Regions from separate parts of the Homo sapiens genome. Here region 1 is linked to region 2. A link is a loop called in an ENCODE intact Hi-C map of the cell type or tissue named here. Cell type or tissue: heart left ventricle. All regions are shown on one strand. Each heading gives the region's core, and the rest is flanking DNA. Links, peaks and the distances in the headings are about the cores only.

Region 1 (15,538 bases), core at 4,162-12,161, 90 kb before region 2:
CTCCCGGGCTCGGCGGCGCGGGTGAACGTGAGCGGTGAGTGAGGGTCCGGGCGCAGGGAGGGTACCCCGAGCCGCAGTCACCAGGGCGTGCGTCGTGGGGAGGCCGGGGCGCAGCGGCGCCTGCAGGGCTCTAGCCTGCGGCTTTTCGGGGTTGCCTGGCGTGCAAGCCTGGGCTCCAGACCCACTCCAAACCCCGGGACAAGACTCTCCCGGCGGGTGTATGGCACAACTTGCTCTTTTCCCACCTTTTTCCCCGCTAGGAGCAAAAAGCAATCTAGATGCAAAATCGGCGTTGCGTCCGCTGCTGAGGGCTGGCGGGCTGGGCGCAGAGGCCAGGAGAGCGCCGCACGGGTTGCGTCTGCCTTTGCACACGTGGTTCTTTCCAAACTCAGTCTCATTGCCATCGATGGTGATTAGGAAACTGGGGTTCTCTCGTGAAGCCTAGGGATATAACATTTTTCAGCCTCCAGTTACATCTGGTACTGTGCTGTGTCCGCTGGGGAACAGCTTGAACCATGTGCAGGCTTCTAGAGATTCGGGAACTAGTAACTAGCAACACTGTCGGGGTTGTTTGTTCAGGGTATGCCCCCTCACCACCACGAGACAAAAGTGCTTTTGTTCTGTAGCAGAGTTACTTTATTGCTTTCCCTCAACAAGTTGCAGCTACACAAAATTGCTTAGAAATTCCGCACGCATGTAATTTGAGGAGTGACTGTGAATATTGGAAACAATTTAGTCTTATTAAGGTAATCATTAAAATGGCCCTGAAAAGCATTTGTAGGTTAGTTTTTATTTATTTATTTATTTATTTATTTATTTATTTATTTATTTATTTTTGAGACACAGTCTCGCACTATCATCCGGGCTGGAGTGCAGTGGCGCGATCTCGGCTCACTGCAACCTCCGCCTCCCAGGTTCGAGCGATTCTCCTGCCTCAGCCTCCCTAGTAGCTGGGATTGCAGGCGCCCACCACCACGCTAGGCTAATTTTTTGTATTTTTAGTAGAGACGGGGTTCCACTGTGTTGGCCAGGCTGATCTCGAACGCTTGACCTCGTGATCCACCCTCCTCAGCATCCCAAAGTGCTGGGATTACAGGTGTGAGCCACTGCGCCCGGCTAGGTCAGTTTTTTAAACTGAGTAATTTCCACGAAATGTTTCCCCCGTAATTTGTTATTGTCATTACAACGCTTTTCTTCCTCCTTTTCCTCCGAAAGTAGCATTACCTGGTCTTGAGATGCCGTTTAGAAATAAAGGGCTTTCTCACGGTTCCAACTTAGTCTGTATCAGAGAATAAAGTAAATGTCAATTACAGACAGACAATCAATCTCCTCTTTACAAATTCCATGTACCGCACAACGTTTCATTAATGCATGGACTTTTGTATCGCTGAGAAGAGTTGCTGGATTTTCCATTGATCCATCAACAGTTGCTAACCCTGCTTTCCATGGGCAGTGGATCTGATATTTAGTGGCCTGAGTCCAGTAAACAGAGTTTTCCTCTTTTTGGGACAGAAGTGATACGGTTAGAAACACACACCTTGGCTCTGTTAACCCCAGGCTTGTCTAAACAAACTGGACTATACTAAAAAGACGAGCGAGCAAACCCTGCCAGTCAGAGTTGTGTACTTGAGATAAGCTTCCAGAGTTGTCTCTTGTGCCTTGAGACAGCAAGGAACTAGTTATCCTGTGGAGATCTGGACGTCTAACTATTTGGACAACACTTACATTGATTGTCACTATCATATAACTAAGAAAATAGGTCATTTTGGCAAAAATTTTTTCTTTGTCTTTAGAATTTGAAACTTTGAGGTTTTGATTTAATTACATATGACACTCCTCTTGTCTAAACCTTTCAATTGCATTTATCAACTACCACTCTTTTTTTTTTTATCAGATCAGACCTATTTTAGATATCTTGCTGTTCTGCAAGATATTTGTTAGAACAGGCCTGCATATGTTTTCTATGAATGGAGACTGAATTTAAAACATTAAAGTATGAGATTGTTTTTCATGTGTGTTCACCGGAATCTGTTTAAGAAACTACAGCATGTTAACTCTCCATCTCATTTTTCAGAAACACACGTGCACAGTGGAAGAAATGCACACACAGCATTGTAGCCAGGCAGCACCCAGACACACACTCTCAACATCACTTATACACACATGCCTAAGGCTGGCTGCTTCTCCCCCAAGTTTCTCAGCCTGCTGCTGAGGAGCAGCAGTGCGTGATAACTTAAGACCCGCCTCTTATTTCTTTGGGCTGGGGCAAGGGGAATCACTATAACTGAAATGGGAATTACTGTACCTCAGATTACCCATTAGCCATTCTCCTTGGAGTATACATTAGTTCAAATGCTTTCTGGCCTGTGATTATACCCAACAGAGTGGTTAAGTCTGTTTGCAGGATTCTAGATGGCAGAGACCAGGCCCAAGGCATTATTAATGCAGTATAAATGGAAGACCAAGGCTTTGCAGTCAGACCAGCTTTTGTTCCAGTCCAAGCTTTGTGACCTTGGGCACATAGCTTCACCTCTCTAAGTCTTAATTTCCTCATCTGTAAAAATGAAGATTATATCCATCTCCCAAGATTAAAAGAGAAAGCACTGAGCATGGTCTCTCATATACAGGAAGTACTCCTTAAATGCTGGTTGCCCTCTTTTCCTCCTAGATAAAAATTTAAGTATTAACACTTGTGTAAACATGGGTGCAAATGTATATTCTGGTAAAAGTGCAAAGATTTCTAAGCCTTAGATGACTTAGAGATGTTATACACACTTTTCTTACTTGCTTTCTCTTTTCCTGGCCATGGGCCTTTTGTTCCTCCCTTCGTCATTCCTCCTGCAGGTACTGAGCCTCCCCCTTTCCGGCCTTGATGATCCTTTGTTCCTCATCCTGGATTCTGTATTTGTGGAGGAGTCACCTGGAACTCAGTCCTGCTGTGGATGGCAGAGGTGGTGATGGGGCTGGGGAGCTATCTGCATAAGTGCAGAGACTTTGTGCTTTTACAAACGGTGGACTAGAGGTACTTGGAGCACAGGGTTCTGTCTTTGAATCCTAGTCCCACTTTTGTGAGTTCTTGTGACCCTGAATAGATTGTCATGTTTAAGTTTTTTTCATTTATATAGTGGGGATAATAATTACTTTTCTACCTGTCTACATGGATTGTTAATGAGTTCCATTAACTTATGTACGTGAAAGAGCTTTGTACCCTGTGAAGAGTGCATAAACATTGGAATTAAAGAGGCAGGACATCCAGATGTGGGCCACCCCAGGCAGGCCCACTCAGCTCTGGCTATTGGGGGTTGGCAGTATCTCCACAAGCATGTTTTGAGTGCTAAGGGGGCACTGCTGCAGTTCTTCCATATTCCTCTCTCCCGTCCTCTGACATCATACTGGACTTCGAGGAGGAAATAGCATCAAAGGTTGAGAAACTGCTCTGTGGGGAATATGAGAGGAAGTTAAATTTCAGGACTGAGGTTACCCAACACTACATGATCGAAGGCATAGGGCAAAGTTCCAAAGAAGCTTTAATTTCGTGTTGGAATTACCTGTACTGTCTGCGCATCTCAGTTCTTAGTGGACAAACACAAACAGCTGGCCACCACCCATCCCACAGGTCAGGAGGAGGGTGCTGATGGCAATGTTGGACAATGTATTGGGTCCACCTATACCATCCTCACTCCCCTGTGCCTTCTTGCTGACTTGGGTCTCTAGTTTACTCTGCAAAGTTCTAAACTGACCAAAGGCATTGCTCCCCCACCCCCAAATTAAGCTAATTACTTAATTCAGTCTGAAAGATATTTGTTGCTCTCTACCTGTCCTGGCAAGCCAGCTGGAGGGTGGGGGAGGGGATTTAGTACCATTGAGGGGAAGGTTCTGACATCCTGGGTTATACCCACCCCTCTCTTCATCACCCCCAGTCTTATGTCCTCCTCTTTATTCCTCTTCCTTGGCTGGCCTCTTGTCCTGTGTATCTACAACCTTGAACTCCTCCCTTGCCCATGACCCCTGATACTGCCCTACTCCCATGATTCTGTCACCCCTCTTCAGATGTGAATCATTTGTACACCTCAGGCTGGGCCAGACTGGGTGTCACTGTGGAAAGCAACCTGCCCAGCACAGCCTGCCCCACCCCTTCCTGAGGATGTTCATCAACCCCTCTAATTACTCATCAGCTAGTCCTGTGTCTACATTGTTCCCTGGGACATTAAGCTGGAGCTTCTACTAGCCCTGGCCTTGACTCACCCATGTGCAGATTGACCAGTTATCAAGGGATGGCTTGGCAGGTGGCAGGGCTGGGTTGGAGGGCACATTAGCCCCTCCATAAGTGCACTATTTGGTCCAAAGGCCTTCCAAGCAAACATGCGGTCTAAATAAAAGCAGTGTATTTGCTTTATAAATGCAGCTTTAAGGCAAGCCCCTGGTCTCCCCTTTTAAGCCAAGCTATCCCGAAGCACATCCTCTGTAGAAATTCTGGAGCTGCCCCCAGACAGACTCAGACCATGTAATTCAAAGATAGGCAGCGGAGTCTATCAGCAGCATTCACTCCCTAAGGAGGTAGAAAGCCAGAGTTAAGACTCAAAGCCATTGGCAGTGACTAGTTATAGAAAACCAAAGCAAGGGATCAAGTATAGAATTTATTGGGAGCACATCAGTGAATCATTTACCTCCTGCCCTGTTTGATTTTTAGTAAGTCAGTTCGTCGAATGGGGGTAAGGAAGGCCTTTCTCTGGACAAAAACTATCACATGGGTCTGGTGAAGAGAAAATAAGTAGTATAATCTTTTTCTATGTCTCCATGGCATTAGGTTTGAAATCTCAATCTCTCCCTCTCTCTCCCTCCCTCCTTCTCTCTGTCTCTGCCTCTCTCTGTGTGTGTGTGTGTGTGTGTGTGTGTGTATGTATGTATATATATATATATAAAATATACATCATCAGTCTTTATTCTGAGAGGAAGTCATAGACATTATTCTCCATCACTCTTGAAAACACTCCAGCATAAAAAAAAAAGCAAGCACTCTGTCCTCCTATATAACCAGCGTACACCCATCAAATCAGGAAATGGACATTGATACAAAACACTATCATCCAATCCACAGAGCCCATTCCTATTTCGTCAGTTATCCCCCAAATGTCTCTTCTACCTGTCTGATCTAGGATTCATGTTACATTTAGTTACCATGTCTCTTCTGGAACGGTTCCTCAGACTTTCCCTGTTCCTAAAGTGTTTGCAGTTGTATAGGTCCTACATGCTGTAGGATGACTCCCAACCTGGCTGTATTGGGTATTTCTTCACAGCCTGACTGAGGTCATGCATTCTTGGCAGGAATCCTTCAGAAATGAAACTCAGCTCTTCTTAGCTTCTTACAACAGAAGGCACATGGTGCCAACCCATCCCACTGCTGGGATATTGACCTCAATCACCTGGTTATGTTGGTGTTTGCCAGATTTCTTCACCTTAAATTCGCCATTTTTCCTTCGTTTCCCTTTGTTTCCCCAAAGGTGTTTGAAAACACCTTTGTACTAGTGTTTGTGGGGAACTATTCTAGGGTTATGCAAATAGCCTGTTCCTCATTAAACCTGTACCTACAGAAACTACCATTTATTGATGACGTCTGCCTGAATCAGCCACCTCTATGAATGTTGCCAAATGGTGATTCTTTTTTTTTTTTTTTAAGACAAGGTCTCACTCTGTTGCCATGCTGGAGTGCAGTGGCATGATCTTGGCTCACTGCAGCCCCAACCTCCTGGGCTCAAGTGATCCTCCTGCCTCAGCCCCCCAAGTTGCTGGAACTACAAGTGCACACTACCACACCTGGCTTATTTTTTTTTTTTTGTATTTTTTGTAGAGATGGAGTTGGTTTCACCATGGTGCCCAAGCTGGTCTCGAAATCCTGAGCTCAAGTGATCCACCTGCCTTGGCCTCCCAAAGTGCTGGGATTACAGGCATGAGCCCCTGCACCCAGCCTCAAGTGATGATTCTTTATCACCGTCACTCTTTCTACATTTGTTAGTTGGCATACTACTATAAGGAAGAACTTTATTTTTCTGTTATGTTTTTACTAAGAACTGTTCATGGATTCCTTATGTATTCAATAAGTTGAAGTCTCACGATTGTTTTTTATTTTAATGCTCAAATTGTGCTCAATTTGGCCAATGGGGACCCCTTGGAGCTGCCTCCTGTGTCCTTTTAACACATCCCTATTATTCATTGAGCATTTCTTTATTTTCTGGCTCCACCAGATCATCTGGACTCATCTTCTACTTTCCTTGACCTAGTTAGGCCTCCCTTTTAGTAGAGAATGGTACTTTTGTCTTATTTATATTTTATATATTTAAGGCATACAACATGATATTTTCATGTATTTATCTTGATAAACATAGATGTAATGAAGTAATTACTACAGTCAAGCAAATTGACATGCCCATCATAGTTACCTTTCTTGTGTTTGTGATAAGAGTACCTAAAATCTACTCTCTTGGCAAATTAGCAGAATACAATATTTATTAATTTTAATTTTTTTAGAGACAGGGTCTTGCTCTGTACTACAGGCTGGAGTGCAGTGGCGTGATCATAGTTCACTGCAGCCTCTAACTCCTAGGTTTGAGCAGTCCTCCTATCTCAGCCTCCCAAGTAGCTAGGACTCCAGGTGCTCACCACCATTCCCGGCTAATTTAAAAAATATTTTTTAGAGGAGGGGTCTTGCTGTGTTGCCCAGGCTGGCCTCCAACTCCAGCCTTGAATCATCCTCCTGCCTTGGCATCCCAGGTGCTGGGATTACAGGTATGAGCTACCATGCTCAGCCTCAATACAGTATTAGTAACTGTAGTCCTTGTGTTGTACATTAGTGGAAACAGGGAAAAACAGAAGATGTAGATTAAAAGGTACGAAGTTGCAGTTATGTAGGATGAATAAGTCTTGAGATCTAATATGCAATATGAGAATTGTATTTAGACACCAATACATAGGAGGTTGATGTGCCCATTGTTACTGGGGTATTATTGCTTCTAGATCTCTCAGAGGACAGAGCTAGGAAATATATGTGTATATGTGTACACACATTTATAAATTTTTCTATATTAGGCTGTGTATTATAAAATCATGATTCATACTTATACCTACAATTTCAATCTAACACCCAAAGAGCTTTCTGTTCTTCCCCCTTTATATGTTTGTACATATCTTCTCTGGCAGTTAGAAAACCTGACTCTCATTATCTTCAATATTTTTGCTTATTTGCATACAGTAACCAGTCTTACAAATGTGAAGGTCATCCTGCCTCCTCTGTGTCCACCACCTTTGCCACTGCCTCTTGTCCTCGGCTGCCAGGCCTGCTAGCCTGTGTCTCTATGTAGCTTAATCATCAGTCTCCAGTCCCTCTAGCTCACAGCTCTTCCCAGCCATAGCTCATGTCTCTATGTACCTCCCCAAACTCCCCAGCCTCACGTTGCATTCCCAGCTACATGCTGATTGCTGTGTTCTGGGGAAGGAAGAAAAGAGAAGGGAAAGGAAGAAAGAAAATAGGAATGGAAGGAAAGCAAAGAGGAATAGTGTATATATTTTAAAGTCTCATTAGATATTGCCAAATTGCCTTCCCCCAAAGTTCTATCAGTTTACATTCTCACCAACATGTTATGAGGGTACTATTTTCCCCACATTCTTGCCAACACTTGTTGGCAAGTAATAGCCGCTTGTTTAAATGTTATCAATCTGATAGCACTCCAGTTTTAGCTCTATTACAGCTCTGCCACACTTAACCCTGTATTATATGTCTCATCTCACCCTCTAGGTCAGGATTTCTCAACCTTAGCACCACTGACATTTTGGACCGGATACTTCTCTGTTGTGGAGAGCTGGCCTGTGCATTGTAGCGTGTGCAGCAGCATTCCTGGCCTCTGCCCGGTAGATGCCAATAGTACCCCCCTCCCCCAAGTCATGACTGATGCAGATGTCTCCAGATATTGCTAGGAATCCCTGGGAGGAGGAGAGGATTGGCCCTGGCTGCTCTAGATAATGAGTTTCCTGGGGGAATTTTGCATCTTTACACATGTCTTCATGCACTTCTGTCTTTGACGTACATATGCTGAACAGTGAGAGAACGTTAGCTGGACAGGGATGAGAGGAATAAAAGGTTAGGTGGAATCCACTACAACAGGACCAGTGGAACTTGTTCACTGCAAGTATGCAACTTTCCACAAATGCAAATTCCAGGAACATCCAACAGAGGGAAGTGAAGAGGAATGTCAGCAAGGTTAACTTTCCATGGATTGCTACCAGGTTATTACTTGTCTTTCTGAGTTCATTTTTGCCCCAGTTTCGTACAGACAGACAATGAGGTCTGTGGCCTATTTCAGCTGATATACTCTGTTTTGTTGATGGGGAAAGTAAAATGCTTTAGGAGAAGGTGTTAACATCATTTAACATTGTAGAGGTAAACTGAGTTTCTTCTGAGCTTTCTCTGAAACAGGCAAACTGACTAATGGTTGCTAATTTCTATGATGCATTTAGAGTTTTACTGTGATATTTTCATTTGATTATATAGATTTTCCTCCATAAACTCTTACCAAAAACTCTAAGGAGAGATGTGCTTCAAGATTTTTATTGACATTTACCACAATCATTATGTTAGAAATGCAAAATGCTTGTTCCCCGGTGCCACAAAGAAATAGCGCTTGAACATAAATTTAATTCTCTCAGCAAGGCAATTTTTACTTTCTGCGGAAAGGGTATACTCACCAGCAGTCTTGCCACGAGAGTACACCAAACAAAGGAAAAGCAGACATATTTATCCCTTACACATTTGGGTTGTCCTCACTGCTGTGTCCTGCATCCACTGGCTGGAGCCGAACCTCACAGTCTAAACTGATACCCGATTTGCTAAGAGCCTAAAACTTTTTTAGATAGGTAAAGGCAAGGGAGAACAAAGGAAAAGAGGAAGTTGCTTTTGAAAAATTTAAAGAAGTAATAACATTTCCAAATAAGAAAGGGGCATAGGCTGTGAGCTGGAACATGCCTGTGAGCATGTCCAACAGCTACATGCTTAACAAAGAGTTATTAGCACAAAGCAAGGAGGCTTGAAGAAAAATTTTAAAAGAAACTATTATTTCTAACATTTATGATTTATTATTTAACAAGAAGGGAAACTTTGAAGAGGAAACTTTTTACTTTCTGCAATTATATTTCTTCTAGATTCAGTAAATGTTTGCAAAAGGCATTAATGTCATTATGGAGAACAAATCTACGTCTTACATTTCTCTGGGGGTCAGGTGGCAGAGACTGCTTCCAAAAAGAGGCTCCAGTGGTCAGTATTGTTTAAAAAAAAAAAAAACAAAAAAATCCCTGGGCCAGAAGGATGAGGGCTGGTCAGGGTGAATCAGTCCCCAATTTCTACATTTCTTCTCTGTAAAATGGAGAATGCTGAACTGCCCATCTCACTGTGGGATCAAATGGGGAAAGAGATGTAAACTTTGAAATTTGTTCACTAGTATATCAGTGAATGTGTTTTGGTGGATTACTCCAAGATCCTGAAGGAGTGGTTTAGAGGAAGTATGGTAACATAGTAAGAATGTTAAACATTAGGTTTTCAACCCAGCTGGCTAAACCCCTCTTTCCTGATTGTACACATTCATCTGGGACTCTGGGACTAAAAGGTAATGAAAAACACCAGCTAGTGACTCTCTGACTAGATTGGTAGAAGAGAGAAGGCTTTGGCTTTAGGGTGTTATTGTGGTGACCCACCCAGTGTGAGGGAAAGGATTCTTCCTTTGGTCTCCTCTTCCCAATATTCTCTGTTGGGGTCCCTTTTCCCCAGCCTTTTGGGAACAAGCTCACCGTGGAGCTCAGTGGACTTTCTCTGACTCCTCTAGACCTTGAAGTGGACTGGGGCTTTACATTTGCTACGTCATTCACTTTGTCCCACTAACCTGACAAGTTAGATCTTATCTCCCTTTTACAAAAAAGGAAATCGAGGCTCCATTTCTCAGATCCCACTGATAATAACAATAATTAAATTAGAACTGTTTGTTAGGGGCTAGTCTAAGCACCTTTAAATCTCCTAACAGCCTTAGGAGGAAGTTACCTTTATTATCCCCGTTTTGTAGATGAGGAAATTAAGATAGAGAAGATAACTAACTTGTTGGTAAGCAAGGCTTTAAACTCAGTCTGGCTATCTCCAGGGCCATGCCCTTTTGCATGTGAGTATCTATTTTTTTCTAGCACCATTTTTTTTTATTATTATACTTTAAGTTCTAGGGTACATGTGCACAACGTGCAGGTTTGTTACATATGTATAGCACCATTTGTTGAAGAGACTATCTTTTCTCCATTGTGAATTCTTGGCACCCTTGTCAAAGATCCGTTGATTATGTATGTGTGGGTTTATTTTTGGGCTCTCTAGTCTTTTCCACTGGTCTATATGTTGGACTTTATGCCAGTACCATACTACCATACATAGCTTTGTAGTATGTTTTAAAATCAGGAAATGTGAGGCCTCCAGCTTTGTTCTTCTTTCTTATGATTGTTTTAGCTATTCAGGGTCCTTTGTAGTTCCAGATGAATTTTAGGATTTTTTAATATTTCTGTAAAAAATGCCATTCAGATTTTTGTAGGGATTGCATTGAATCTATAGATTGCTTTGGGTAGTATGGACATTTTCACAGTATTAAGTCTTCTGATTCATGAACATGAAATGTATTTACCTCTATTTGTGTCTTTAAAAATTTCCTTATCAGTGTTTTATAGTTTTCAGTGTATAAGTCTTTTGCCTTTCTGATTAAGTTTATTTGTCAGGGTTTTATTCTTTTTAATACTATTGTGAATTTAATTGTTTTCATAATTTCCTTTTTTGGATTGTTTGTTGTTAGTGCATAGAAATAAATGCAACTGATTTTTGTATGTGCATTTTGTATCCTGCAACTTTACTGAATTAGTTTATTAGTTCTAATGGGTGTTTTGGTGGCATCTTTGGTGATTTCTTCATATAAGATCATGTTGTTGATGAACGGAGATAATTTTACTTCTTTGTTTCCAATCTGTATGACTTTTATTTATTTTTCTTGCCTAATTGCTGTGGCTGGGACTTCCAATACTATGTCGAATAGCAGTGATAAGAGTGGGCATCCTTGCTTTGTTCCTCATCTTGGAGCAAAAGCTTTCAGTTTTTCACCATTGAGTATGATGTTAGCTGTGGGGGCCATGCTCTTTAAATACTCGGCTCACCTGCTTATCTGCTAGTGTTTGGACCTAAATCCTGTGTTCTTCTGCTGTACTGCATTGCCTCTCTTCTCCTCTCCCTCCTCTTCCCCCTTTCCAATCCTGCCTCCCTGCTTTGTTTCAAGCTACAGCAGAGTGAATGTGGTACTGTCTTAAGCTTAGTCACTGCAGCACTGAGCCCATACTCAGGCAGGGGGACATTCTTTCTTGGACTGTAGTTATTTTAGTGTAGTTACAGGATGATTTTGTCACCATTCCTTGTTAAATTGAGGTGTTAGAGCATGAACAGTTAATCTCCCAGAATGCCAGTTGTATGTTTCACCAAACTTTTTAGAAATTTTGAGTTATCTAACCTTCTTGGGAAGTGCTGTCTGCCATTTATTGAGTGCATCCTGTGTACTAAGCATTTCCTTAAGCACTATAGAAATAATTGCTTTAATTTAGTCCATCCAACAATCCTACACAGTTGTCATGATTATGCCAGTTTTAGAGAAGGAAAAGGTTCTGGCCAGATCAGCAGTGTGCCAGGTGAGAGCCACTGCTAAAAGTGATGCGCCTGCATCTGACCCAGGTCCAGCTGATTCTGAAGCTTCCCCTCCCCTTCCCTCCCCTCACCATCCTGCCCCTACCATGCCTCACAACCTGCCATGCTTTCCTTCAGCGTGCAGGTGACCCCAGAACTCCACAGGTCTGGCTATCCCTTCTCTAACCTCTGTTTTAAATACTCACTCTAAAATGTCCTTTCTGTTCTTTGTTCTGACAAACATCCACTATTCAGTGGACAAGTAGAAACAAGAAAACCACCATAAAACTTCCCATTCAGAAGAATTGAAGACAAGTAACAGGGGCCTAAAAATGACGAAACCCTGCTGGGCAGGAATTATTAAGACCTCCCTGCCCTGGCAGTGGAGTCAGTTCCATGGTTGGTCCATGCTTCCCCTCTCTGGGTGGGGCCTCCCAGAAGCCTTGACTTTGTCTTTGTCCCCTGGGAAGTCCTTCCTTCTTCTGTACCCTCTGTGGCCACATTTGAAGGGTGTGGAAAGTGTGTACTCCTTGGGGGAGAATGAACGTGGGCCTTTCTGGGCCAAACTGTGGCTTCCCTGGTACTACAATTCCTTATAAACTTGATAGACTGCTAGTCAGTTCCACAGGTCAGTTACCGCATCCAAATCCCACTCTGGGTCAAGCTCTTAAGCATGACTTATTTTCCAGCTTGCATGCTTGGCTCATCTCTCTGCCTCTCTTCAGTAGTGTGTACTCTGAGGTCCTCTGCAGCATGGACTTGGATGGGAAGATGCACCCATACTCTGATCATTACTACAGACCTGCCTGGCATTGTCCCTTGCAACAGTTTACTGAGAGGTCTTTGAGATAGGCTGCAAGTGGTAATACTATTTTCTACTCTTTGGAGCTACACGGGCAATTGACTTTTCTGATTCTCCAAGGCCCTCCGTTTCTGGACACTGTCCATTCCTTTCCACCTTTGCTTACGTACTTGCAAAAAGTCTTGCCTGAGCTCATCTCTTTCTTGTCTCGCTTGCTAAAAGCTGCAAGGAGCAGCCAAAACAAGCTCATGTTCTGGTTCTGTTCAAGCAGTTCTCCTGCCTCAGCCTCCCGAGTAGCTGGCATTACAGGCATGTGCCACCACGCCCAGCTAATTTTGTACTTTTTAGTAGAGATGGGGTTTCTCCATGTTGGTCAGGCTGGTCTCGAACTCCCGACCTCAGGCAATCCTCCCACCTTGGCCTCCCAAAGTGCTGGGATTACAGGCATGAGCCACCACACCCAGCACATTGTGATGTTTTGATACATGTACTATATAGTGATCAGATTGATCAGATCAGAGTAATTAAATTGCTATAAACATTTCTGAGTGTTTATTTTCAATTTCTATACTTATTTTCTTGTTGATAGAAACTAGTCCATGGACTACGTGGATTTAGGCTGCCCAAAGGCTTTTCCCTGCTGGGTGTTCAAAGTGGATCACAGGCCTGTTTATGTTCCAACTTACAGGTAGGGAAAGGAGCATGGAGGAGGGCACCTTCATTGTTTTGGGGCTGACCTGGCAGCAGCACACTTCATTTATGCTTACATTCTAGTGGTAAGAACTTAGTCACGCAGCCACCCTAGCTGCAAGGAGGTACCAGGAGGCTGGAAAACCGAGTGTACAGTTGGGCGTCCTGGTGCCCAGCTATAAGCCCATTACTCTGTAAGAAAAGGAAAACGTGGGCTGGGCGTGGTGGCTCACGCTTATAATCCCATCACTTTGGGAGGCCGAGGTGGGTGGATCACGAGGCCAGGAGATTAAGACCATCCTGGCTAACACGGTGAAACCCTGTCTCTACCAAAAATACAAAAAAGTAGCTGAGCATGGTGGTGGGCACCTGTAGTCCCAGCTACTCGGGAGGCTGAGGCAGGAGAATGGCATGAACCTGGGAGGCAGAGCTTGCAGTGAGCCTAGATCGCGCCACTGTCCTCCAGCCTGGGCGACACAGCGAGATTCCATCTCAAAAAAAAAAAAAGAAAAAAGAAAAGAAAAGAAAGAAAAGGAAAATGTGATTTAGCAGTCTGTCCTACAGAACATAAAGCTAAATAATAATACAAAGAAATAATTACAAAAGAAGTCACAGGGCAATATGCAATTATGGGCAAATGAGTTAGAACAGCTGTGAGTTTAGTGTCATACCACCCATTGCATGACTTTTTAGAAATGGAGCCTGGGGTTCTGCAGCTTCTTTAATGTAGCCTGAGGGTCGAGGCTAGAGGTTAACCATGCAAAGTTCAAGTGAGAAGAGGCTAAGAAGCATTCTCAGTGGGAAAGTTCAGAAACCAGATTCCTAGGTTTGGAGCTGAGTTTGAATTCACAAAGCTATGTCCAGAGTAATTGGTCAGGAGCAGATTCAAAGGCAGGGAACACTATAGTAGTCAGGACTAGGCCTCAGGTAAAGTGGCTTCAGCAGTCTACCCTGAGCCCAAGGAAAACACCAGAGAGAGGGAGAGTGAAGGGTCCTAGCCAGTGTAGTTTGGACGGAGGCTTTCCAGTTCCAAACCATCCTGCCAACTTGCCAATGCTTCATTACAAACAACCCTGGGGTCCTGAAGTCACCATGATTTTATCCTCTGTGTTAAAATCCTGGTGTTTAAAGTTGAAACTTTTTTCCTTATGGTGGCCCCACTATCTTCCAACAGCTGAGCTGAGGTAGATTGAAAATTCATTTGAGAGTGCATACATGCTGCCCTCATGGTGCCTTTCTTCTTCTTTTAGCTCCAAGGCACATTGGGTTCCTGACATGCAAGTGGTAGCTTAGCATGAAAGAGAAGGCGTGAGAGGTGTCGGGGCTTGTGGTAATTATTTGGGGTCATCCACATAGAGGAAATAACTTAAGCAATAATATTTTTGGTAGAAGAGAATTTAAAGGGAAAAGAAGAGAGGGCTGAGAACCAAGTCTGGAAGTGTCTGCAATTCAAGAATGGTGGAAAAACAGGAGACAGGAATACTGAGGAGATTGGGAAAAAACAGGAGCGTCAAGTCACTGAGGCGGCAGGAGGGGAGTTTGAAGAAGGGAATAACTATTGTCAGCTTCCACAGTGAAACCAAAGAAAATAAGGACTGTAAACAGAAGATTTGGGAATTATTCAATCAAATTGAATACTTTAAAAAAAATTTATGTCAGATTCTGTTTGTGGTTCAAAAATCAGAGAGAGAAGGATACCAGCCCTGCTCCTAACAAATTTAGAAGTGAGGTTAAGTCAAATATTTAATAAAATATGTTGAATGTCATGTGAGGTCACAAGTATTTCTCAGCCTTTTTTTTTTTCAAGAATACCCTATACTTGCTTTCTTCTGCTGTATCATCCTAACATTGTTCAACACAATTGTCATCAGGTTTCCAAATCCCCTTATAACCAACTAACTGAAAGTAACCAACTAACTAACACATCGACCAGAGATTTGTTGTGCATCTACTTACTACATGCCACTGTACTGGACATGAGGGGCACAATCATGAGTCAGAAACTGTTCTTTTCCTTAAGAAGCTCATGGTCTGGTGGTAAAGGCTGACACGTAGGTGAAGAATGCATATACAGTGCAATGTCAGGGGACTCCCCACCCCACCTCCTGACTGAGAGTCCGAATCTAGTAAATAAAAATCCATTTTAGGAGCATCAATGTAACATGTATAAAAATTCCAGTTGTACGGATTATAGAGGTTCAAAAGTTGAGGATTGCCTCTGATCTTCCCCAAGCATATTTGTATTCAGATTGGGAGGAGTAGGTGAAGGAACAGAGGTTAAGAATGCTACAGTGAGATGAGGCTGTGGAATA
Region 2 (15,538 bases), core at 3,552-11,551:
TCACTTTTGGGTTTTGTTGTTGTTGTTGTTACAGAAAGAAAAGGACTACAAATGACCCAACCAGAAAGTATGCAATAAATTCAACATAAAAGGCAACTTCTAAGTGTAATTGTTATGCTTGTCTGAGTTTCAGTTTCTGTCCCAAGAAAGTCTTTTTAGTTTAAGTCACTCATTGATGCAGCTTGCACTATTCAACCATTTATAGAGCAAACTTGTATAAAGTATCTACCATGGGCTGAACAGTGTGCTGGGAACCGAGAAAGATAGTGAGGGAAATAAAATGGACCCTGAGCTCAAAAAGCACTTACATTAATGACTAAGGCTCTTCCAGTAAATACTGTGAAGCAATAGGCCGGGCACGGTGGCTCACGCCTGTAATCCCAGCACTTTGGGAGGCCGAGGTGGGCAGATTGCCTGAGCTCAGGAGTCCGCGACCAGCCTGGGCAACACAGTGAAACATCGTCTCTACTAAAATACAAAAAATTAGCCGGGCGTAGTGGTGTGTGCCTGTAGTCCCAGCTACTCGGGAGGCCGAGGCAGGAGAATCGCTTGAACCCAGGAGGCAGAGGTTGCAGTGAGCCAAGATTGTGCCACTGCATTCCAGCCTGGGTAACAGAGTGAGACTCCATCTCAAAAAAAAAAAAAAAAAAAAATACTGTGAAGCAAGAAAGGAGCAACATACTCACCGATTGCCTATGCTGTCTCTCACCAGATTTATGACTATCAAAAAGTGCCACTTGGATTGCCTTTATACATCTTGCAGCATATGGTATAAAACTCATTATTGCTATGGAACCAACTAGAATTTTCCGAAGAACCAATGACTTCAAGGACATTTGTGTATGAGATACACATGTTCTGTAGATTATATAAATGAATTACAGACATCCTTTAAAAATTATTATTGCTATCCTGAAGCATACTCCATGATTTTTGTTTCCATTATTATTTTTTAATTATTAAAATCCATTTGGTTCCCTTACAGAAGAATGCAGAAAGGCAAAATATGTTTAGCTAGAGAGGACGTGTTAAGGGTAACTGGGAGTGCTAGGACTGGTGTCACCTGGACTGCTAAGGGGTTGACTCCATTGTCATCACATGGAGGAAATTCCCACAGAGTTAAATGCAGACTCTAGCACCATAGAGGACACAGCTCACTGGCTTCCAGGACACCATATTCCCTTGGTTGCCCCTTCCAAGTCTCTTTTACTGGTTTTTACTCTTCTCCCTGGCTTGTAAATGCTGGAGGGCACTGCCGCTTGTCCAGTTCTTTTTTCTATCTACCCTCACTCTTTTCATAATCTGATCCAATCATATGGCTCTAAATAACATCTATATGTGGACAACTCCCAAATCTCTATCTATGGCCAAGACCTCTCCCTCTCAAACTCCAAACTCATGTAGAAAATTTCACTTAAACAGCTCACATACATTTCTTCCTGCCCCCAAACAACTCTACCCTCAGTCTTTCCCATCTCAGTTGATGGTAACACGATTCTTTAGATTGCTCCGGTCAAAAATCTTAGACTCCTCTTTCACTTCTCTTTTTCTCACACTTTTTGTCCAATATGTCAACAAACTGCCTTGTTTCTTTTTAATGTAAAACCAGAATCTGACCACTTCTCACAGCCCCCCATGCTATTTCTTGGTCTGCGCTACCTTGATCTCTTGCCTGGATTCCTGCATACCCTCTCATTGGTCTTCCAGCCCCTACCCTTCTTTCCTACATTTATTCTCCACACTCCAGCCAGAGTGAGCCTTTTACAATTCAAGTCAAGTCATGTCACTCCCCACTCTGAACTTTGCAGTGGCTTCCCATCTTATTAAAGTGATGTCAGCGACCTTCACGATTTACCCCGTCACCTCTTTACCTCTCCTCCTTCTACTCTCCCCCTCACTCACACCATTCCCATTACATCATCCTCTTGCTTGTCCTTGAACATGCCAGGGATGCTACTGCCTCAGGGCCCTTGTGCTCTTGGTTCCTCTCCCATATATCTGCACATGGCTTACTTCCTCAGCTCCTTCAAATCTGTACCCAAATGCCTCCTTCTACATGAGACTTTCCCCAACCATCCTATCTAAATTGTAACCCACCCCACTCCTGGTTCTGACCTTCCCCCTTCCTCTGCTCCATTTTTTTCATAGTACTTATCATCTTCTAAAACGCTCCCCCTACTAGAACCTAAGCTCCATGAGGCAGGGACTGTTGCCTCTTATGTTCAGTGATCTATTCCAAGCACTTAGAACAGCCTGGCAGATAGTAGGTGTTCTGTAAATATTTGGATATAAATAATAAAGAATGAATGTATAATATACAGGAGGGAACCTCCTTTTAAGGAATATTTCCATCTTCTGGATTTGTTTTTTAAGCTTTACTAAGGTATAATCGATACAAAAAATTGCACATGTTTAATGTACACATTTGATGAGCTTGGGCATATGCATACACCTGTAATACCATCATCACAATCAAATCACTAAACATATCCATCACCTCCAAATATTTCCTGGTGTTCCTTGTCTGTCTGTGTGTGTGCATGTGTGTGTGTGTGTGTGGTAAGAACACTTAACATGAGATCTATCCTCTTAACATATTTTAAAGTGTGCAATACTGTACTGTCTCTTTCCATTGAATTTGTGTTCATATAGTCCCTAAGAGAGAATGGGAACACTCTTCTGAACAACTACTCTAGGCACACAAATTCAAGTATTCTGTTTTGTTTTGTTTTGTTTTGAGATGGAGTCTCGCTCTGTCACCTAGGCTGGAGTGCAGTGGTGCCATCTCGGCTCACTGCAACCTCTGCCTCCCAGGTTCAAGAGATTCTTCTGCCTCAGCCTCCTGAGAATCTGGATTACAGGCACCTGCCACCTCGCCCAGCTAGTGTTTTTTGTATTTTTAGTAGAGACGGGGTTTCACCATGTTGGCTAGGCTGGTCTTGAACTCTTGACCTCAGGTGCTCTACCTGCCTCAGCCTCCCAGAGTACTGGGATTACAGGCGTGAGCCACTATGGCTGGCCAAATTCAAGTATTCTAATCACTAACACTTATCGTGTGCTTATAAGTTGAGCACTGTGGGAAGCATTCTGCAAGCATCATTTCTTTAAATTATCACAACCCAATGAAGTAACTTGGAGTGATGTTACCTCCGTTGTATAGACAGGAGTACACCAGTACACCAGATCAGAAAGGTTAAGTGATTTTCCCAAACCACACAGCATATATAGGTATATATAAATTTCTTTTTCTTTCTTTCTTTCTTTCTTTCTCTTTCTTTTTCTTTCTTTCTTTCTTTCTTTCTTTCTTTCTTTCTTTCTTTCTTTCTTTCTTTCTTTCTCTCTCTTTCTTTTTCTTTCTTTCTTTTCTTTTCTTTCTCTCTCTCTTTCTTTCTTTCTTTCTTCTCTCTCTCTCCCTCCTTCTCTCTCTTTCTTTCTTTCTTTCTCTATCCCCCCTCCCTCCCCCTCCCTCTCTTCTCTTCTCTTTCTTCTTTCTTTTCTTTTCTTTCCAGGGTCTCAGTGTATCACCCAGGCAGGAGTGCAGTGGCATGATCATAACTCACTGCAGCCTCAAACTCTTGGACTCAAGCCATCTTCCTGCCTTAGCCTCCTGAGGAGGTAGGACTACAGATGCAGGCCACCATGCCTGACTAATCTTTTTCTTTTTTTTTAGAAATGGGGGTCTTACTATTTCCTTCCTTCCTTCCTTCCTTCCTTCCTTCCTTCCTTTCTTCCTCTCTCTCTCTTTCTTTCTCTCTCTCTCTTTCTGTCTCACTGTGTCACCCAGGCTGGAGCGCAGTGGCATGATCATAGCTCACTGCAGCCCTGAACTCTTGGGCTCAAGCCATCCTCCTGCCTTAGCCTCCTGAGGATGTAGGACTATAGGCATGGGCCACCATGCCTAATCTTTTTTTTTTTTTTTTTTAGAAATGGGGGTCTTACTATGTTATTCAGGCTGGTCTCAAACTTCTAGCCTTAAGCAAACATCTTGTTTTGGCCTCCCAAAGTGCTGGGATTGAGTTTCTTTATCACTTCACAATTCTACCTCCTTTAAGCAAAGACCTATTGTCAGGATTGGTTCTTTGGTATTCCTTTTTCAACAGTTGCCGAAAGCCCTAAAAGAATTCTTACCCAGCTGTTTGAAACAGTGGAAAGACCTCAGAAGTGTGACCAACTAGTCAGGCAAAGCCATAAGAGAGGTGCCAGAATTCAACTGGATGTCATTTTAATAGCCCTAAGAATTAATTATCCTAACAGATTGAAAGAATGCAGGATTCTATCTATCAAGTTCAAATGTCTTTGGAGAGAATCAGAAAAAAAATACATATATATATACACACATATATATGTATATGTATATACACAAATATACATCTATCTATCTATCTATCTATCTATCTATCTATCTATCTATCTATATGCAAAACATAATTGGGTGAAGTATGCAGTCCAGGGGAGTGGGGTGGGGGTGCTGCAGGCTTCTGTGAGGAGATAAAGAAACTCAGTAAAGTAGAATGTGAACTTGGGGACATGGACTGTGAGACACATCATCTGAAGGGCATTGATAGTGCCGCTATAAATAGAACGAAGCATGTTCCAGCAGCATTGCTGATGGCAAGGCAGTTAGCTTCCCAGACACCACCTCTGGGCGTTACCATGACTCATGGGAGTGACAGGTAGCTCTTTTGTGGGTGCAGTGGGTTGAATGGTGGCCCCTAAAAAGATATGTTTACCTCCAAATCCCTAGAACTTGTGCATGTTACTTTATTTGGAAAATTGATCTTTGCAGATGTAATGAAGTTAAGAATCTTAATATAAGATTATCCTGGAATACCTGACTGGGACCTAAATCCAATGACAACCGTCCTTATAAGAAAAGTGGAGACACGTGGAGGCAAAGGTGCTGTGAACATGAAGCTAGAGATAGCAGTGATGTGGCCACAAGCCAAGGAAGCCCGGGAATGCCAACAGCCACCAAAAGCTGGAAGAGGTAGGGAGGGATTCACCTCTAGAGACTCCAGAGGGTCATGGCCCTGCTGACACCTTGATTTCGGAATCCCAGCCTCCAAAATGGTGAGAGAATAAATTTCTGTTGTTTGAAGCCACCTGGTTTATGATGATTTATTACAGCAGCCCAGAGAAACTAATACAGTACAGTGGGTAAGTATCACCCAACCCTAGGCTGATTTCAATTCAAGTATGGATGTGTTTAAGGAAATTAACCTGTTGTATATTAATCCTTTATGTGAGATAGAAGCACGTATTTGGTATCTCACATGCATGTAATGTTTAAGACAATTTGGCCTAATAATTAAAATGAACAGATTTTAGATTCCAATTTATAATGTGTGAATAATTGATTTAGTTTTAAAGTTATAATATTACTAAGTTTATATAGGTCATTGAAATATTTAAAGGAACTTAAAGTTAACCCTATTTATGAGTTTGATGTATAGGTATTCTGTGTTAAGTACTCAGAAAGATTATATTAGTTTAATCAGAAAATTGAAGTAATTTTAAAAGATAAATAGAATATATTGATTTATAAATTCAATTTAAAATGCTTGAGGATGTTAAATTAGCTAAGCTTATAAATAGGATCACATATTATTCAAAGGCCCTTAACACAGTTCTTGAAAATATGACAGACCATATGCAATATACAAGAAACAATAAGATTTTATGCAGAACATAAAAGCTTTAGGAAAAATAGGGCTTATTAATCTGTAACTTTAATAATTTAATATTAACTTTTAAAAAGCAACATTAACCTCTGAATAGTTTTTTCTGCCCTCAAAACCACTCGAGGGCACCAAAAAAAGCTCATACATAATAGAAACAACATAGAAAAAACTTTCTAATTATTCCATTCTTCAGGAACAGGGCCAAGGGAGGTGGTCAGCAGAAATGAAGCACTGTCCGGATGGTGTGAAAGTGATCTATGCTGTGGTCAGAACAGTGGAAGGCCATGAACTTTGCCGGCGAGTGCCTTTGTTCTGAGTCAAAGTGTTCCTCGGTATGTGAAGGACATCAGGTCCAAAGGCTGCTAGTGACTGAACAGATAACGTGAATTCCATCAAAGCTTGACTTCTGCTCATCCCTACCTCTCCTCCCGAAGATAGTACGGTAAGTGTGGCATCCAGGCAAGTGTCTGATTTTCTGTTTCTTCTGTTCAATTGAGGAACCAACTCTGTTCCTACAGAGAAAACCACAGAATGATTATTTTGGAGTGGTAACCATTTCTGGCTTTAGTACTTTAGTTCCCATTTATTGCTGCGTGTATCCTTGGTTTCCTTCTGTGTGGTTGCTGGTCCTAAAATCTCCATTTGCTTCCAAGTTGGTCAATTGGTCAGGCCCTTTCTGTCTTGAATGTGGCCAGACTGTGACTTTAATTTCAACTAATACAATATGCCAAAGGTGATAGGATGTCCATTCTGGATTATATTACCCAAGACAGAAGCTTACAGAGCTTAAATGTTCACCTTGCTGGGAGACCCTGTCCTTGCTGGCTGTGAGGAAGCAGGCTGCCATATTGTGAGCACGGAGAGGAAAGGTGGCAAGGAACTGAGAGCAGCCAACAGCTGACAGCCAGGAAGAATCTGAGGCCACAAGGTGCTGAATGCTGTCAACAACCACATGAGCTTGGAAGCATGTTCTTCCCCAGGCAAGCAGAGGAATGAGAACCCAGCCCTGGCTGGCACTTGATTGCAGCTTGCTGGTGAGACCCTGACACACAGGACCCAGCTAAACATACCTGGACTCCTAATCCACTGAAACTGTGAGGAAATAAATGCATGTTCTTTTAAGCTGCTGATTAAGTTGTTATACAGCAATAGATAATTAATACTTAATTATCTAATTAATACATATTAATATTTTGGCAACATACACTATGTTCCTAAGGTACCTCGGAAAATCCTCAGAACCATGTGTTGCAAATGGCAATGCTGTGGTACAATGGGGTCTCCTAAACACTGATAATGGGTGATGCAATCACTTTGCAAAACAATTTGACAAGAGCTAGTATAGGTGAGACTGTTCGTCTCCTGTGACTCCTAGAAATATGCCCCAGGAAAACTCTTGCCCATGGTACCAGGTAACAAATTGGAGGCAGCATTGTATTAACAACAAATTGAACACAACCCAAGTGTTCACCAACTGGAGAATGGACAAATCAATTGTGATTCTTCATAAAACAGCTATAGCAGTGAAAATGAAGCCCTCTTCATTAGGAAAGGCTTTCCTCTTAAAGCCACTGACCATGTCTTATTCATCTCTGAGTTTTCTCATCTGCAAAATAGGATAATAATAGTGCCTACTGCTTAGGGCTATAAATTAGACACTTTAAGTCGTGAGCTTAACACTGTGCCTGACATTTAGTAAGTAAATGCTCATTAAATGCTACCTCTAAATCTCCAGGGCTTCGCACAGTACCTGGCACATACCTTATAAATATTAATTGAATAAATGATTAAATGCAAGGATTGATGCAGAAGGCCAGTACATCAACACCTCATGTCAAAAGAAGAAGTGTCTGAAGTTATCATCCCTCAAGGTCTGCCAGAAGGAACCAAACATGTAGAAAACAGACCTCCCAAGGTGATTGAGCAAACCCAGGCAGAAGCTGGCCTCATTAAGGGGGTGTCTGCTAGAGGCTGCTTCTTGGTTCTACCCACTCTGGGCACCAGGTTCTTGACTGGAATAGATAATAGATATGCGGATTTCAGCCAAGTGCAGTGGCTCACACCTGTAATCCCAGCACTTTGGGAGGCCGAGGTGGGCAGATCACTTGAGGTCAGGAGTTCACGACCACCCTGGCCAACATGGTGAAACCCTGTCTCTACTCAAAATACAAAAATGAGTCTGGTGTGATGGCGCATGCCTGTAACCCCAACTACTCAGGAGGCTCACTTGAACCTGGAGAGCAGAGGTTGCAGTGAGCCGAGATCGACCCGTTGCACTCCAGCCTGGGCAACACAGCAAGACTCCATCTCAAAAAAGAAAAGAAAAGAAAAACATATGCAGATTTCACCCAGGGTTCTTTAAATTCGGGGCTTTATAAACCCATACCTTGTGTTAAGAACAACAAGCAATGTACATACCTATAGACAATGAAATATATACGATAATCGGCAGATCCTGATATGACTTTTTGATTCCATCGTTTGAAGGATCAGATAATGATAATAACATTCAATGCTGCATTTGCTCTTTCTCTCATTCACTATGGCTTCATGCATTCTACCCACAAAGATTTATTGAGGACAACCCTATGCCAGTCACTGGGTTAAGCCCTGGAATACTGCAGTGAGCTCAACAGGCCTGCTCACTCTCCTCAGGCTTGCTTAAAGACAGATCTGGTCTGAACCTCTTCTACATGTGCTGAGCAGCCCATACCCTCCCTGCTAGCTGTTTGTGCTATGCTGGAATGTCTTGCTGTTGTTGCTGGGTCCTTATATTCTCTGCAAAGTCTTTATCCTTTGCTTGTGTACTTGCTTCAAGAAGATTCTTTAGGTCGTGAGCCTTGACATCAAGTAAATTTTGAGAAAGGCTTTTCTCCCTCCAGTGAGCTCCTTCCCATTGGGCTGGCAAGTGATTTTGTAACTAATCGCCTCTTTCACCTGGGTGTTCATGTTTTCTTTTCTGATGTTTTCTCTGAGGGATGTGAGCTGGGAAGATAGGAGGGAGTTTTATGGTTAAAAGGTCTTTTATGGCTTGGAACACGAGCTTTAACTGGATCCTGCAATGAATAACACCCCACACTTGCAGACATTGTGAAAGGTAGATGGTGGGTATCTGACCGAGTATATTCCATCAGCAGCTCCTGAGTATTAGAGTGTGGTGAGCTGATCACCAACACAGCACAGAGAGAGAGAGAGAGAGAGAAGAAGAAAGCCCAGCTACAAACCATTTGACATATCCCCACATGGCCAGGGAGGATCAGCTCCTGACACTCTAGCCTAGTCTACAGCTACTGCTTATTTTTTTTTTAGCAAAAGCTTTGGATCCACCAAGTGGAATTATAAACAATGAGATTTGCTTTAATGTTTTCTTTTTAAATAAAATAATGCAATGAGCAGCCATGAACCTACCACCCAACATAATAAATAAAATGTTATAAATATCATTGAAGCTCTCTCTGAGTAGGGTTGCCAGATTTAGCCAAAAACAAACAACAGCAGTGAGAAAACATGCCCAACTAACTTTGAATTTCAGATAAACAATGCATAATTGTTTAGTGTAAGTATGTCCCATGCAATATCTGGGACATACTTATACTAAAAAATGTATTCATTGTTTAAATTCAAAGTTACCTGGGCCTCCAGGTAATGGCAGGCAACCATTACCCTAAAGTTGGCTTTATCATTCCATTGCTGTTGTTGATAGCCTTACACATTTATATGTATCAATAAACAAAGTATTGCTTTCCTTGCTTGTTTTCCAAGCTTATTAACATATCATATTTCATGAATTTTCCTCTTAACATTCTATATCTGACATTCCATTTCACTGCTGATTCATTTATTTTCATCACTATAGCTGTTTTATGAAGAATCACATTGATTTGTCCATTCTCCAGTTGGTGAACACTTGGGTTGTGTTCAGTTTGTTGTTAGTACAATGCTGCCTCCAACTTGTTACCTGGTTCTTATTTGCAAGAGTTTTCCGAGGGCACATGCCTAGGAGTCATAGGAGATGCGCAGTCTCAGCTATACTAGCTTACATCACATCAAATTGTTTTGCAAAGTGATTGCATCACCCATTATCACTGTTTAGGAGACCTTGTTGTACCACAGCTTGTCAACACTTAAATCTGTCAGATTTTTAATTTGTACCACAGCTTGTCAACACTTAAATCTGTCAGATTTTTAATTTGTACCAATCTGGTGGGCATAAAACTATCTCTCATTGTGATTTCATTTTTCTTTTTCTTGGTACTTATGAAATTAAGATACATTTTGTATATTGATTTGCCATTTATGTTTTCTTTGCTGTGAAAAATCTTTTCATTCCTATTGGCCATTTTCTATTGGGTTGTTTGTATTTTCTCTCACTGATTTTTAGGACTTCTTTATGGATTCTCAATACTAATCTTTTATTAATTATATGCATGGAAAATATGCCCTCTAGATTTTTGGCTAGTCTTTTCACTTTATGGTGTCTTTAGGTAAAAATTAGAAATTTTTTATTTGAATTTCTTTAATTTATCAATATTTTATTTTATGGCTTGTATTCTCTGAGTGTTGTTTAGAAAGTACTCTCTTAGCCAAAGTCACATAACTATTGTTCTATATTGACTTTTAAACATGTTAAAGTTTTTCCTTTTACATTTAAGTCTTTATTTTACCTGGACTTTATTTTATAAACGGTATAAGGGAGGGATCCAATATCATTTTTTTCCAATATGGATAAACTCTTGTTCCCCCACTATTTATTGAGCAGTTCATTCTCTACCATGCCTTCTACCCCGGCCCCACACCTCAGCCACTATGCAATGCCTGTAGGTAAGTCTTCATATATTCATGGATTCATTTTGGGGCTCACTATTCTTTCCTCTGGTCTATTTGTTTATCTGTCTTCCAATACCACATTATCTTATTTACATAGATTTATCATGACTTACATGATTTACATAGATTTACCACAAATTGCAGGGCAACCCCTACCTCTACCCCATCTCACACACACACACACACACACTTTGTTGTTATTCCTCAAAAGTATCTTGACTATTTGTAGGCTTTTACTCTTCCATGTAAGTTTTGAAATCAGATAATAAGTTTCATGATAAACAATTGAGATATTGACTGGAATTGCATTGTATTTAGGGAGAATTGGCATATTTATGAAATTGGATCTCTCTACCTAGGAACAGTATATCTCTCCATTAGTTTCCGTCTTCTTTAACATTTTTCAATAGCATTTTTTCCATAAAGGTCTTGCTTTTATTTTATTATAGTTTTATTTCTATTGTACTGGTATCTTTTAAAAATTATATTACTACAATTTTTACGGCTGCTTTATGGAAGTGCAATTGATTTTTGTATACCCAGCTACCTTGCAAAACTTAAACTCTTTTTAACTCTAATAATTTAACTATAGATTTTTAAAAATATACTTCATAGGCAATCATATTATCTGCTAATAATTATTATTTTATTCTTTCTTTCCAATTTGCGTACCTTTTTATTTTCCTTTTTAAAATTTTACTGATGAGAATCAGTAGAATAATGTTGAATAGAATGATAATATTGAGCATCTTCAACTTGTTCCTGATTTTAAAGGAAATAGTTGTAAGTTTTATTATTAAGAATATTATCTGCCATAAATTTTTGTTTTTGACCTTTATCCTGTTAAACGAGTTACCTTCTTAATTATAATTTTCAGTGTTTCTACCACAAATTAGGTTGCTTTTTCTCAAATGCTTTTTGCCGTATATTAAAGTTATAAAATTGTCAGCTGGGTGCGGTGGTTCACGCCTGTAATCCCAGCATTTTGGGAGGCTGAGGCTGGCAGATCACCTGAGGTCAGGAATTTGAGACCAGCCTGGCCAACATGGTGAAACCCTGTCTCTACTAAAAATACAAAAATTAGCTTGTTGTGATGGTGCGCCTCTGTAATCCCAGCTACTCAGGAGGCTGAGGCAGGAGAATCGCTTGAGCCCAGGACGCAGAGGTTGCAGTGAGCAGAGATCATCCGACTGCACTCCAGCCTGGGTAACAGAGTGAGAGTCTATCTCAAAAAAAAAGGAAAAGGAAAAGAAATGATAAAATTGTCTTCTTTCTCTAATCTGTTAATATAAGGAATTGCGTTAATTAATTTTATAATGTTAACCCAGCTTTGCATTCCTGGGATAAACCCAACTTAGTGTGATGGACTTTTTTTCATACCCTGCTGGATTTGGTCGATAATAGTTTGCTTAGAATTTTGGCGAATTTGCATGTGAATAAGATTGGCCAATAATTTTCCTTTCTAGTACTATTTAATTTGATTTTAGGATCAATGTTATACTGATCTCAGGATGAAAAGGAAGAATTTAAGAATGGTGAAAAAGGATGTTAAATTAAGTTTCAATTGAAGCACCAAGATTCAAAAAATATAAACTTTCAAAGTGAAATGTTAGACCAAGATTGCCTTTCCAAAGGAAATATCCAGGAATCATTCCTTCACACTAACAACTCCTTGCCCTCTCAAGCAAATAAATGACTAGAAAGGGGAGTTTAATGGAGATTTGAAGAGGATTTCTTTGGAAAACATTGCTAGTATGAACTGAGCCAACTGAGAAGGGATTCAAGTTTTCCCTGTGGAAAGCTCCATATGCGTCCTCTCCACCTAGGCAGGTCAGCAGACTTGTGTCCAGCTCCCATCTAGAACACAGAAGGCAAGAAAAGGATAGGCTAAGTGGTTTGGTGGTGGATTGAATGAAAGATGCTGCTGGGCTTGAATCAGCTCGTAATCCCCCAGTTTGCCTGGACAAAGCAGTACGATGGTTTCCTTGGCTAGGTATACACAAAAGAGCTGGGAATTGGGTCATCATAGATGAACTCAGAGTCAGGTCAATTGGAGAGGTGAACAGGTTTCATTACAGCATGAGCTAGAGGTGGATACTGCTTTCCTTGGCAGTAAGGGGTAGTAAGTGAGCAACTTCCAGAACACTGTGCATTCATTCAGATCAAAGGAAATCAGCAGTGATAGGGTAAGAAAATAGGTTCTCCAAAGTACACATGAAAGCATTCCATAAGAGAAAGAATCAGCTTCAAATACCTTGCTGATACCAGTTAAGTAAGGACTTTCTGCCTGTCTTCCTTCCCCATCTCCCAGACCTGAAGAGGATCAGAAACAGCAGTAAATGGATGGGGGATGTATGAGTTATTAATTGTCTTTCAGCTCATTCCACCCTTTTATTCCCTGCTTTTTGGTGCTTGGACAGGAACCCTGGAAATCATTTTTCTGCTTTGCCAGCTATTCCCTGTTGGGCTCTGCCAATTGGGGTGCTAGAGGGAAACTCAAAGGCTGGAGGAGCAGAAGGAATGTGCTCCTCCCAGTTGCTTGCTTTGGACTTCCTTTCTGCTCACAGTTCTTGTGAGTATCACTCCAGCACTGCACCTTCACTGCATTGGTGGTAGTTCCTTCCATAGCAGCAGCTGATCCAGTTCGCTATTTCTACCAAACTTGCAGGACCAGACTTGTCACATTCACCCCTTTAACCTGAGACATGACTATGTGCTGACCAGTGCCCCCTGTTCAGAGTCCGGGCCCCAGCCTCCCCCGGCTGCTCTTCTGAGCTGAGACACCACCATCAGTCAATCATCTCCCCCTCCTCAGGGTCAGGGTTTCAGCTCACCAGGATCCTTTGTCTCAGCTTTTAGATTTCAAGAATTCCAATCTCTTCCTTTTATTTCTTCAGCCCTGGGAATGATAGCCATTTCCTCAAATGATTGCTTATGACGCCTTAGCATTCTCTTCTCTCTTCTGTTACCTGGTTAGTAGCTTTATATCTAGTTAATAATTCTTTATATTAAATTATTTCTCAAATAACTGGTGTGTTTTCTGTCCCCTGACTAGTATAGGGGAGGGTGATTGACAAGGTGAGACAGAAAAAAGGAAGAGATTGGATTTTATGTCTTTCCCCCAAACAGGTGGCCTCCCTGCCATAGCCCTTAGCTGGGGGAAAAGAAGGTAGAGTGAAGAGAAGTCTTAACTTTTAAATTGAAAGCCTGGGTTTTCAGGAGTTGAACAATGAGAACACATGGACACAGGAAGGGGAACATCACACACTGGGGCCTGTTGGGGATGGGGGATTAGGGGAGGGATAGCATTAGGAGAAATACCTAATGTAGACAACAGGTTGATGGGTGCAGCAAACCACCATGGCACATGTATACCTATGTAACAAACCTATACATTCTGCACATGTATCCCAGAACTGAAAGCATAATTAAAAAAAAAAAAAGCCTGGCTTTTTATGTCAAGTTACTAATTTGAGTCTGGGTTTGTGTCTGAAAGTGAATAAAGGTATTTCTATTACTCAAGAACAACTATAAAAGTGAATATTTTATAGTTATTTTATATAGGGCTTGCCTGAGTTTTCATCCAATGGCAGGGGAAGGATTGCCTTCACTGAGAAGATTTAAAGGGGCCATAGGAGACAAAACTAATAACTTTCTGGATTATATCCCATGAATCCTGCTTCTTTAACATACTGGTAAATCTTCAGCTGTAATTGAAACGCCTTGTAAAACTCACAAATAAAACTCTCTAAGCCTAGGATTTATTTTGTGGGAAGATTTTTACTGCTGGTTATACAGGCTTTCTATTTCTTTTTTGGTCAGTTTTGGCAAATTATATTTTTCTAGGAATTTGTCCATTTAATGAACATTTCCAGACTTATTGGATAAGGTTTTTCATTTTATATTTTTATTATCTTTTTGACCGTTTGTATTCTACTTTCTCTGCTAATATTATTTGTGCCTTATCTCTTTATATATTTTTTTAGTTTCCTTATACAGTCTTTCCAGAAGTTAGTCTCTTCAAAGTGTTAATTTTTGGCTTCGTTGATTGTACTTATTGTATCTATTATCTAATTTAAGGTTGTCATTTCCTTCTTTTTATTTTCTTTGGGAATTTTGTTTTCTTTCTACCTTCTTATGTTTGATGCTTAGCTTATTAATTTTATGTTTAAAGTGGCATTTTTTCCCAAATAAACATTCAAACCTATAAATTCGTATTCATACATACTTAAGAGAACCCATTGCCGTCCTCTCCCACAGCTGATTTCTCACCTGCATCCCTTGGTCTGAATAAATGCACTGCAAACTGCACATTTTTAGTGTAGTTGTCATACAGTTCTTAGCTTTTTATATTTTCCTGCACAATTTCTTTTTGACCCATGAGTTAAGTAATATGTTTTCTTTTCATTTTAAAACTCTTTATTTGAAGCATAATATAGAAAATGTAAATATACACATTTAATACAGAAAGTGTACGTGTTATAAGTGAATGGTTTGAAAAACTTTCATAAACTATACACACCTGTGTATCCACACATTAGAATTTAAACACAGAGGTCAGGCATGGTGGCTCATGCCTGTAATCCCAGCACTTTGGGAGGTCGAGGCAGGTGGATCATGAAGTCAGGAGTTTGAGACCAGCCTGGCCAACATGGTGAACCCCGTCCCTACTAAAAATACAAAAATTAGCCAGATGTGGTGGTGTACACCTGTAATCCCAGCTACTCGGGAGGCTGAGGCAGGAGAATCACTTGAACCCAGGAGGCGGAGGTTTCAGTGAGCCGAGATCGTGCCACTGCACTCCAGCCTGGGTGACAGAGCGAGACTCCATCTAAAAAAAAAAAAAAAGAATTAAAACACAGAGATATGAGCACTTTTTTTTTGTTGTTGAGGTGAAATTTACATAGCATAAAGCTAACCGTATGAAAGTATACAATTCACACTTTAGTGGCATTTAGTACATTCACAATGTTATGTAACTACCACCTCTATCCAGTAACAACACACTTTCATCACCCCAAAAGAAAACA

The links. Peaks named below come from ENCODE experiments on the same cell type or tissue, not always from the same donor. Only the 100,000 strongest peaks of a DNase experiment are listed, where the experiment ranks them.
Region 1: it touches region 2 in a loop (2.2-fold over the local background); 15 of 110 quality-filtered maps call a loop at or near these places.

What each region holds. Positions count from the first base shown.
Region 1 is chr1:84,877,512-84,893,049 of GRCh38, reverse strand. It overlaps LPAR3 (lysophosphatidic acid receptor 3), which reads left to right. Exons shown (of 3, transcript NM_012152.3): 1 at 1-34. Among named protein-coding and RNA genes, the nearest start is that of LPAR3, 7.9 kb to the left of the region's middle. In heart left ventricle, for the core only: no CTCF peak of the experiment used is centred there; no DNase peak of the experiment used is centred there; H3K27ac peaks cover 1,130 bases.
Region 2 is chr1:84,786,850-84,802,387 of GRCh38, reverse strand. It overlaps LOC102724892 (a long non-coding RNA gene), which reads left to right and starts at 4,710. Exons shown (of 3, transcript XR_426717.3): 1 at 4,710-5,157; 2 at 5,875-6,123. In heart left ventricle, for the core only: no CTCF peak of the experiment used is centred there; no DNase peak of the experiment used is centred there; H3K4me3 peaks cover 451 bases; H3K27ac peaks cover 1,369 bases.